3 separate regions of the Homo sapiens genome follow, and regions 1 and 3 are each linked to region 2. A link is a contact called in ENCODE Hi-C or POLR2A ChIA-PET data. All regions are on one chromosome and are shown on one strand. The core of a region is the stretch at or near the end of the contact, and the rest is flanking DNA. Distances in the headings are between cores, read along the strand shown. Region 1 overlaps ADAMTSL1 (ADAMTS like 1). Region 2 overlaps ADAMTSL1 (ADAMTS like 1). Region 3 overlaps ADAMTSL1 (ADAMTS like 1).

What was found. A loop is a pair of places that touch in the nucleus more often than their neighbours do. ChIA-PET counts read pairs that join two places held with the same protein, here RNA polymerase II (POLR2A). Pooled maps may share reads with other maps.
Region 1: a loop to region 2 is called in a map of endothelial cell of umbilical vein, with 2.4 times the contacts of the local background. The contact joins two enhancer-like sites. A Hi-C loop is called at or near these places in 6 of 168 maps with a recorded cell type or tissue (Right ventricle myocardium inferior, endothelial cell of umbilical vein, heart left ventricle and 1 more), 1 of 37 single-sample maps with no recorded cell type and 9 of 50 pooled maps.
Region 3: a pooled map shows a loop between it and region 2 (2.1-fold over the local background). The contact joins two enhancer-like sites. A Hi-C loop is called at or near these places in 1 of 50 pooled maps. POLR2A ChIA-PET finds 5 or more read pairs at or near these places in 3 of 52 experiments (B cell, CD8-positive, alpha-beta memory T cell and IMR-90).

The regions. Positions count from the first base shown.
Region 1 is chr9:18,631,785-18,634,484 of GRCh38, reverse strand. All of the region lies in intron 5 of ADAMTSL1 (ADAMTS like 1), which reads right to left. Among named protein-coding and RNA genes, the nearest start is that of MIR3152, 60 kb to the right of the region's middle. Within about 2 kb of position 1,389, at least 6 of the 41 ENCODE cell types and tissues checked have a DNase peak (open chromatin) inside an H3K27ac peak, as active enhancers do; they include endothelial cell of umbilical vein, where a contact is called at or near this core.
Region 2 is chr9:18,785,644-18,788,423 of GRCh38, reverse strand. The region is part of intron 19 of ADAMTSL1 (ADAMTS like 1); the gene reads right to left. Among named protein-coding and RNA genes, the nearest start is that of MIR3152, 210 kb to the right of the region's middle. Within about 2 kb of position 1,388, at least 2 of the 41 ENCODE cell types and tissues checked have a DNase peak (open chromatin) inside an H3K27ac peak, as active enhancers do; they include endothelial cell of umbilical vein, where a contact is called at or near this core.
Region 3 is chr9:18,604,628-18,607,405 of GRCh38, reverse strand. The region is part of intron 4 of ADAMTSL1 (ADAMTS like 1); the gene reads right to left. Among named protein-coding and RNA genes, the nearest start is that of MIR3152, 33 kb to the right of the region's middle. RefSeq lists an enhancer at 117-726. Within about 2 kb of position 1,370, at least 8 of the 41 ENCODE cell types and tissues checked have a DNase peak (open chromatin) inside an H3K27ac peak, as active enhancers do.

The DNA of each region.
Region 1 (2,700 bases), core at 140-2,639, 150 kb after region 2:
CTCAAGAGATCCTCCTACTTCAGCACCCCAAGTAGCTGGGACTGCAGGTGCACACCACTACGCCCAGATGGTTTTTGTAATTTTGTAGAGATGTGGTTTTGCCATGTTGCCCACGCTTGTCTTGAACTCCTGAACTGAAGAGATCCACCTGCCTCGGCCTCCCAAAGTGCTGGGATTGCATGGGTAAGCCACTGCACCTGGCCTGTTCAGACATATTTTTTTTTAACAGTGTACATAATTATCCTATCATTGGAAGGATTTAGGTTAAATAAGATAATCCCAATTGTTACTCAATTTCTCTGAACCTTAATATTATCATCCTATCTTTAGGAGAATTTAGTTTAAATTAGTGAATCTCAGAAGTTACCTGACTTCTCTGATCTTCAGTTTCCTCATTTGTAAAACAGGGAAAACAAAACTTGCCTTATACTATTGTCGTGACTAGATATAAATATAGACATGAATCTAGATATAGGGATGTATAGCCTGGAACACAGTAAGTATTCTGTAAACATTATTTTCCTCTCTCTACCCCAAATCTCTTAAAGGACAGGGATTGAAAAACTATTTTTTTTTTAAATAGTGTTTCAACTCTCCAAGGCCCCTAGCACATTATCTGTTGAATGAGAAAAAAGAATCATATGCTCCCAATTCCTTCCCTGGAGAGGTTACATTATCGAGTTCTCTACAAAGTTGAATATTCCACTCATGACAAAATCTTATAGCTGTTTTTAATGTCATACATTGTTGAATTTCAGAGAGCTAAGAATTTGTGGTATATAAGAACAACAACAGAAAAAAGTGTAAGGGGAATATAGAAAAGGAACCAAAAAAAAAAAAAAAAAAGTTAAGATTAGGCCTACAGAGCTTCTTTGGTTTGTTTGTTTTTTGAGATGGAGTCTCACTTTGTTACCCAGGCTAGAGTGCAGTAGCATGATTGTGATCTTGACTCACTGCAACCTCCGCCCCCTGGGTTCAAGTGATTCTCCTGCCTCAGCCTCAAGTAGCTGGGATTACAGACTTCTGCCACTGCAGCCCGGCTAATTTTTGTATTTTTAGTAGAGACGGGGTTTCACCATCTTGGCCAGGCAGGTCTTGAACTCCTGACCTTGTGATCCACCCACCTCGGCCTCCCAAAATGCTGGGATTACTGGAGTGAGCCACCACACCCGGCCGAGACTGGGCCTACAGAGCTTTAAACGCCTTGCATAAAGACATGACTTTTTAAGTTTGCAAAAGAAACTCAAAGCAGTTAAAACAATGGGACTTTCTAGAAATAGAAAGTCTTTGTTTACCCACAGTTCAAATAAAGTGCAAGTAAAAGGAAAGCTTTCTGTTTGGCCCTGCCATGCTCAGCAGCAGTCTTCTGACCCACACACAGCTCATGCAGCCTCCCTCTTGCTCTGCTGGGAAGTGACTCACATTCCATAAACTGGAACATTAATACCCTAGCTCTTGGCTGATGCTGTAATATCTGTATGTTCCCTAAAGAAGACAGGGTGTGGTAACATTAGCATGCACCCCCAAAAAAGAGAGGAGAAGAACCTCCTAGAAAGTTGTTGAGGAAGAGGGTATATGGAGAAAGTAGACCAGGTGAAATAGTATTTCCTGATGCCCCTTGCACTCACCTAGTCAAAGAGAAATGAAGCAAGTCAGGCTGGTACAAACTCTAGCAGTTGGCAGCACATGGCACAGAAGTAGGAAGAGCCACAGCCTTCTCTTATATATTATTCTGAAAAGGGCTGATGGACCCCTGGCCAGACATTAAACGATCTGCAAATTCATTACTTTATTCCACAAGTATTTTTTGAGTGTCTTTTAGTGTCAGGCTCCATGCTAGGTACTAGGGATTCAGTGACAAAGAAGATAAACAAAGCACTAGCCCCACGAGATGGTCCTGAAAAAGGGATCTAAGATAAAATATGGGGGAAATACAAAATACTACACCCCACAGATGAAATTCCCAAAGCATATTCATTCATTTTTTTAGGAGCACTGCACCAAAGAAACCCATTTCACTCTATTTAACCCCGTGTATACCTAAGATGTTTATCCATAAAAACTTTTTCTTATGTGTCATCTGTTAAAATCAGCTGATATATCTTAGGACATACTTTAAGGAACAGTACTCTTAATTTAACAAAAAACAAAATAGGGAAAACAATTAAAAATTTCATTTTCTGCATGTTCATAAAAAGCCACTTTTGAGTTGTTTATGTATTAATAATTGTCTCACTTTCTGATAAATCCTCAATGATTTGGGATGGATTGGAAGATGCTTCTACTTGGCATCTATTACAATATTGTGCACAGAGTGGTGTTTAAGATCTCTTAGGATGTGAGAGCAATCTGGTGGCAACACCTGCCTCCTTGGTGATTAATGCCATTAGTATAGCTGGCGAGGCAGGGGCCACATCCTCTCCCACCGTGCTGCACATTCCTCTGGGTGCCCTTTCCTACAAAGGCACACTGTTTTACGATTGAGTGCATCTGCCCTAATCTATTCTGGCTTTGTTGACTGAACCATGATGCCAGTCTTCAGGACATATTTCTAGCTTATTAATCAACAATTCTAAATGATCTGCTTCAGATACCAGATAACCCATTTCTCCATTCAATGAACAAAATTTCCATGGGAATCATAAATTCTGTCATTTCACAGATATGGGTTGCAAATGTCTTTTCTCAAGAAAATTCTTC
Region 2 (2,780 bases), core at 139-2,638:
ATATGGTTTGGCCTCATTTTCGGTGGTTGCGGGGGCGGGGCGGGGGGGTAATTAACGTCAAGGTTTGTAGTTACTTAGGGAAATAGACAATCACTAAAAAATATTCTGGATTTTAGATACTTTCAAACGGGAGGCAAAAGGAATGCTCTGAGATCTCCTCCGTGAGCAGGATTATTTTTCTGAAACCAAAAATTACAGTAGCCCAGAGGCTTGCAAGGGAGAATTTTATTTTGTACAAAAATTTTGGGCAACAGATTTGAGGTTCATGAAGAGTTTCATATCACCATTTGGCTAGGGCAACTTTTTTTAACCTTTGCTGTTTTTAATGTAATTGCCAACTAAAAGTTATTTAATGCCAGAAGCTTCATGATTGCTCAGATGGAAGTATAGAAAATATTTTAGGAATGGGAAAGGCCACCTGACCACACATTCTTAACCCTGGTCTTCTTCTTTTTGCCAGACCCTTTAACTTCCTTCTCTTTCAGAAGTTCATAGAGTCTTGAATTTGCTAATATGTGTATTTTATCTGCTTGCTGGGTAACTCATTTCAAATTACAAACCTCTGCATGAAATGACTGACTGGATTTCCTATCCACTAGGGATAGGGGTCCTCAAACTGCAGCCAATTACCACTTGCTTTTATAAATAAAGTTTTATTGGAAAACTAGCATATAGATTAAAGTATTATCTATGGCTGCTCTCACACTATAATGACAGAGTTGAGTATAGTCAGTTTAAGAACAGTCAAAGGTCATTCCTTACTCCTGATGCCTGCAAATCCTAAAATGTTTACTATTTGGCCCTTTACTAGAAAAGTTTGCTGACTTCTGGCATATAACATGGAAAAATTTTCATTTCTGGTTTATCTCAGTGACATCCTTATTTATACTAAAACAGTTAACCACTTTTCTGGAACTCTGCCATGTGCTAGGACCACTCTTCCAGGAAGAGTAAACTAACTGCTAGGGGGATCTCTGGAGATCCCCTAGCATTTCAGGGAATAGATAGTGCCTGACTCTAAGCCTCACTAGTACTGTCTGTTTGCCACTGGTTGTCTACTATCCTCCAGTGCTCTTCACCTGCATGATTCATGATGGTCATTTCTGCGACCACTGTGTTGACACTCAATACTTTTCTTTTGTGAGGCTTATGTATTTACTGGGACGGTTCTTTTTCTCTGGCTTGCTATTCTTACACTTTTCAACTGGGAAAAACATTTGTCATCTCCATTTCCTTTAGCTCTATAAGGGAAACAAGCCAAACCAAACTGAAATGGGCTTGTTTTTCCTTCCCTATCTTCCCTGCCTCTAGTTTTTATATTATCTGCAAACTTGGAAACTGCATTTCATGTGCTTATGACTTGTACATAGAGAATTATTCACAACTATGGTTCTGAAATTGACCCTGGAGGAATTTCCCATCTGATCTTCACTTCCATTCTGAGAAGTTTCCATCTGCTGATACTCTGAGTTGCCCAAGTTAAAGACTTCCAAATATGCCTTAATTCATCTCCTATTCAGCACCACTTTGGAACACTGTACAAAACTTTCTGGGAAATATAATCATTTAGAGGCTACAGATTTCACTTTCCTATCAGCTCAGAGATGATAGCAAAGAATGTCAGTAGAATATCAACATCCCCTCATGATGCCTGGATTTAGGCTGATAATTCTCCATCACGCTGTTTTCCTAGAAACCTTGCTAACCCAACTCTTTGAACAACTACCTAGATGTTCCTCAAATAAGAGTGAAGCTTCTTAGTTTGAGATGTCCTGGAAGACAGTGTGATACAATGGCCCCATGTCTAAATGACAATGATTTTGGATACTGGCAAATGAGTATCCACTGTGTGTCAGGCACGTTACAGACATTATTTCTGTTCTTTGCACTTCTGCTAGTCCGAAGGGCAGAATCAAAGTGCCTAATTGTACTAGTATCATTTTAGTTTAACTAATAAGAAAACCAAGGTTCAGAGAGATAAAAGTAGACTCACAATACTAAGTGGCAGAACTGGGATTTGTGCCAAAGTTGCTCTGATTCCAGCCTTACTGTCTCCTACCACCGTGGGCTGCCCTTTGTGTTAACTGATGTGCCATCAGGTTGCTCCTCTGGCTGAAGGGGTTGGGGAGGATAAGCTGGGAACACCTAGGCCCAGAAGAGAAGGAAAACAGGGAACAGGCTTAGGGATTAAAAGGCTGAAATTCCTTAGACTTAGCCATTTCCCTAGGATTCCATGTTAGTAGGAGTATCACCTGGGAGTGACCTCCCACCCACAGGAAGAAATAAGTATTTTCTTCAAGCATCTAGTTTCATATTATTCTTTAAGTTCACTTGCATTCCTTTTGAAAAGAAAAGAAAGTCTTACTTAAAAGCTTACAGACTTAAATCAGCTGAGCTATGAGGAATCTGTGATTTTGGGTTACTCCTGGTTCAATAGTGTTAAGTGGTAAGCAAGGCCTTCCCTGACAGTGTGGTGCTATCAGCAGTATGTAGGTGTTTCTTGGGGGAATGATCAATCCTCATCCAGTAATTTTTCCTAATTTGGTAATCCAATGTGCAGTGCCAATTTTGGAGAATCTGGCTCTTCTACAAGGAAGTCAGCACTGCCCTTCCAGGTATTGTTTCTAGAACTGGATTTAGACGTAGGAATACTGAACATATATTTGTCCATATTACGTAAGCCTCCTGGTATTAGATGTAGAGAAGGAAAATTTACCAGGTTCTTTGGCTAGGGGTGTTATACTCTATCCAAAAGCAGACTGGAGTTAGCTTTTGCCTGA
Region 3 (2,778 bases), core at 121-2,620, 180 kb after region 2:
TACAAAGTGGGTCTATCAAATGCCATATTCGATAGAAAAACATATTTGACCACGAATTTTATGGTTTTCAACAGTTGTTTCAAGTGAATTCTTGGCAGAGTGTTGACCTAGACTTCGGGCTGTTTTTCAACATTAAAATTTTACAATCGAAAGTTGAACTATATTCTGTAGGTGCAGGCATGTTCCAGTGAATCACAGGCTGGGATACATATCAAAGGGGAGATGAACACATTTCTTACTAGAAGAATTTTTATGAACATGCTCCCCACAACATTTAGGCATTGAGTTGTCAGATGATTTCCAACCTCAATTTCAAAATTCTTTTTAATGAGTGTGTTAAGAGCAAGGCTTACATGGATTGCTCATTGTTGGCTGGTTTGTCTTTTTCCCTAAGATAACAGCAGTTGTTTGTCTCAGTGAGATCTGGTCTTCACAGCTGGAAGCCACAAAACCTTTTGTCTTAGGGCAAGTGAATGGAGGTTGTATCTCAGTTGGCAGGAAGGGAGAAAATAAATACTGTGAGCCACAATTATTCTGAAGAGTGGGAAATTACATTAGGAAATTATAGACTGCAGCAGCGGATGGTTCTCACTTACCAAACTTGAGGCCGAGAAGAGGCAATAAATAAGAAAACTGGGGGGGAAGGAATTGTGGTGTTTATGAAGTACGGTGTGTGGATCAAGTCCTGTCAGGTGTTTTACAGAGTTCGTGAAGCCTGTAAAACAAACTCTGCAACTGAACAGGTGACAAAACCAAAGCAACTGCCTATATCACCTATCTAGAAAATGACAGAATTGGGATTTAGTCTCTTTAAAAAATGTCATTCCTATTACACTAGGTCACCTAATATACCAGGGGACTTTCAAGCAAACAGTGTGTATCCTCAAGAGGTCAGGCAGCACCACATGTACTAATCAGCTACTCATGCGAGCGCTCTGTTTAGAGAAATGGTTTTTGAGGGAATGTTTAGAGCATTTTGTTTAAAAACCTAGCCCACTACATCTCAATCATATTTCCTAAGTTTATTTCTCAGCACCAAGCTAAAGGCACTCAAAAAACAAAGATATTCCCAAAGGGCAGTTTCTCAGGAAACAAAAACTTTCAAAAAGATTCCAAGGCTTTTCCTAATAATATGAAAACAACCCCCTTGAAAATTTATTTTCAATGCTTGCCTATAGCTTGGCTTCAGCATTGACTCGGTTATTACCTTAAACAGAGGAAAAACATCTCCAGTAGCAGTTGGCATGACTGAGGAGAGGGGAGGAGGGAGAGGGAGCAAATGGAAACAAACTGAACTCAGCCCAAACAGCTCGCATCTGGGCGGCCTAACCCTGCAGAGACCTTCTCGCCAAGCCCTGCCAAAAGCCAGCAATCATGACCCCAATGTGAACTTTTGGTTTGTACCACGCAGTGTCAGAAAGGGGTAGAAAGCCCAGAATGACACACTATCAATTCCAGAGCATGCTGACTTGAACACACAGTTCACACAAGTAGCACCTACCTCTGCTTCCACCACCCAGCCTGGGTCAAGCGTGACGCAAGGAGAGTGTGTTCCAATATCAAAGCACCTTTATACTCAGCTTTGACCCCTTTCAGTCAAAGGTAAAATAAAAACATTTAGAAAGCATGTGAATGGAATATTTGTACACTTGTTTCTATTTGTGAACCTCAAAAAATTACACAAAATCAGGAAAATTGGCAGCTTTAGCACCAAAAGTGTTCAAGATTATAGTACCGGGGTGATGCAGTTACAAAATGAGGGATATAGGAAGAGTTACGTGGGAAACTCATCTGAGGCCTGATGCTGTCTCTGGGCCTACACCAAAAGCAGGCTGTCTTTTCTGTTCTTCTTTCCCAAGGTGGAGTGCAGAACCCATTGCTGAGTACAAACATGCTCTTGCCTTAAAATGTGTAGACTGTCAAGATTGCATGCCTGAAGCAAGTGTTTTTCTGATAGTTCCACCAGTGATAACTTCTTTTGCAATTGGGATTAGAACTGTTTTCAACATAACCGCTTTTTCATCTACAATGCCAGCGCTTGGTCCTAATTGGATATTAGGGAAAAAAGGCTCATTTTGTAAGCAGTCATTTAAATTGCAGATGTGGATTCAGCCTGCCAAACATGTACTGGCGATCATAAATCAACAACTGCATAGATAAACAGGTTGCCACTCTCTGAAATACCCCATTGGTATGCAAAGAGGCACAGTTACACTTTTATTTTTTTCCTGCAGAGAGGCATCTCACTATTTTCATGGTTATTTTCTGAGCTTGGGAGCAGAAGAGGGAAAAAAGGTAGGGAAGAATACAAGTGAGAGGAGTTCCATGGCCGAACATTTGTAAATCTCCTGGAGAAGCTGAAGTAATTTTAGTATCATGATCTCCACTACAGTGAGCATGTCTTTTAATCAACACTCTTTATGGGAATGGTATTGTCCTAGCTGTTAAAGGGTAAAAGACTCAAAAGTTGCAGCAGCTATGCTCTAGAGGGCTTCATAAACTAAGAGTAGGCATGAGTAGGAGGCAGAACTGGTGGGAATGTAAAATGGTGCAGCCCTGCAGAAAACAGTATGGCTGTTCCTAAAAAAATTAAACATGCAATTACCACGTGATTCTGTAATGCTACTTTTGCGCCTATCTACCTACAAGAATTGCAGACAAGGACTTGAACATACACTTGTGTGCCTATGTTCACAGCAGCATAATTCACAATAGCCAAAAGGGGGAAACAACCCAAGTGTCCATAGATGCCAAATGGATAAAATGTTATATATTCAT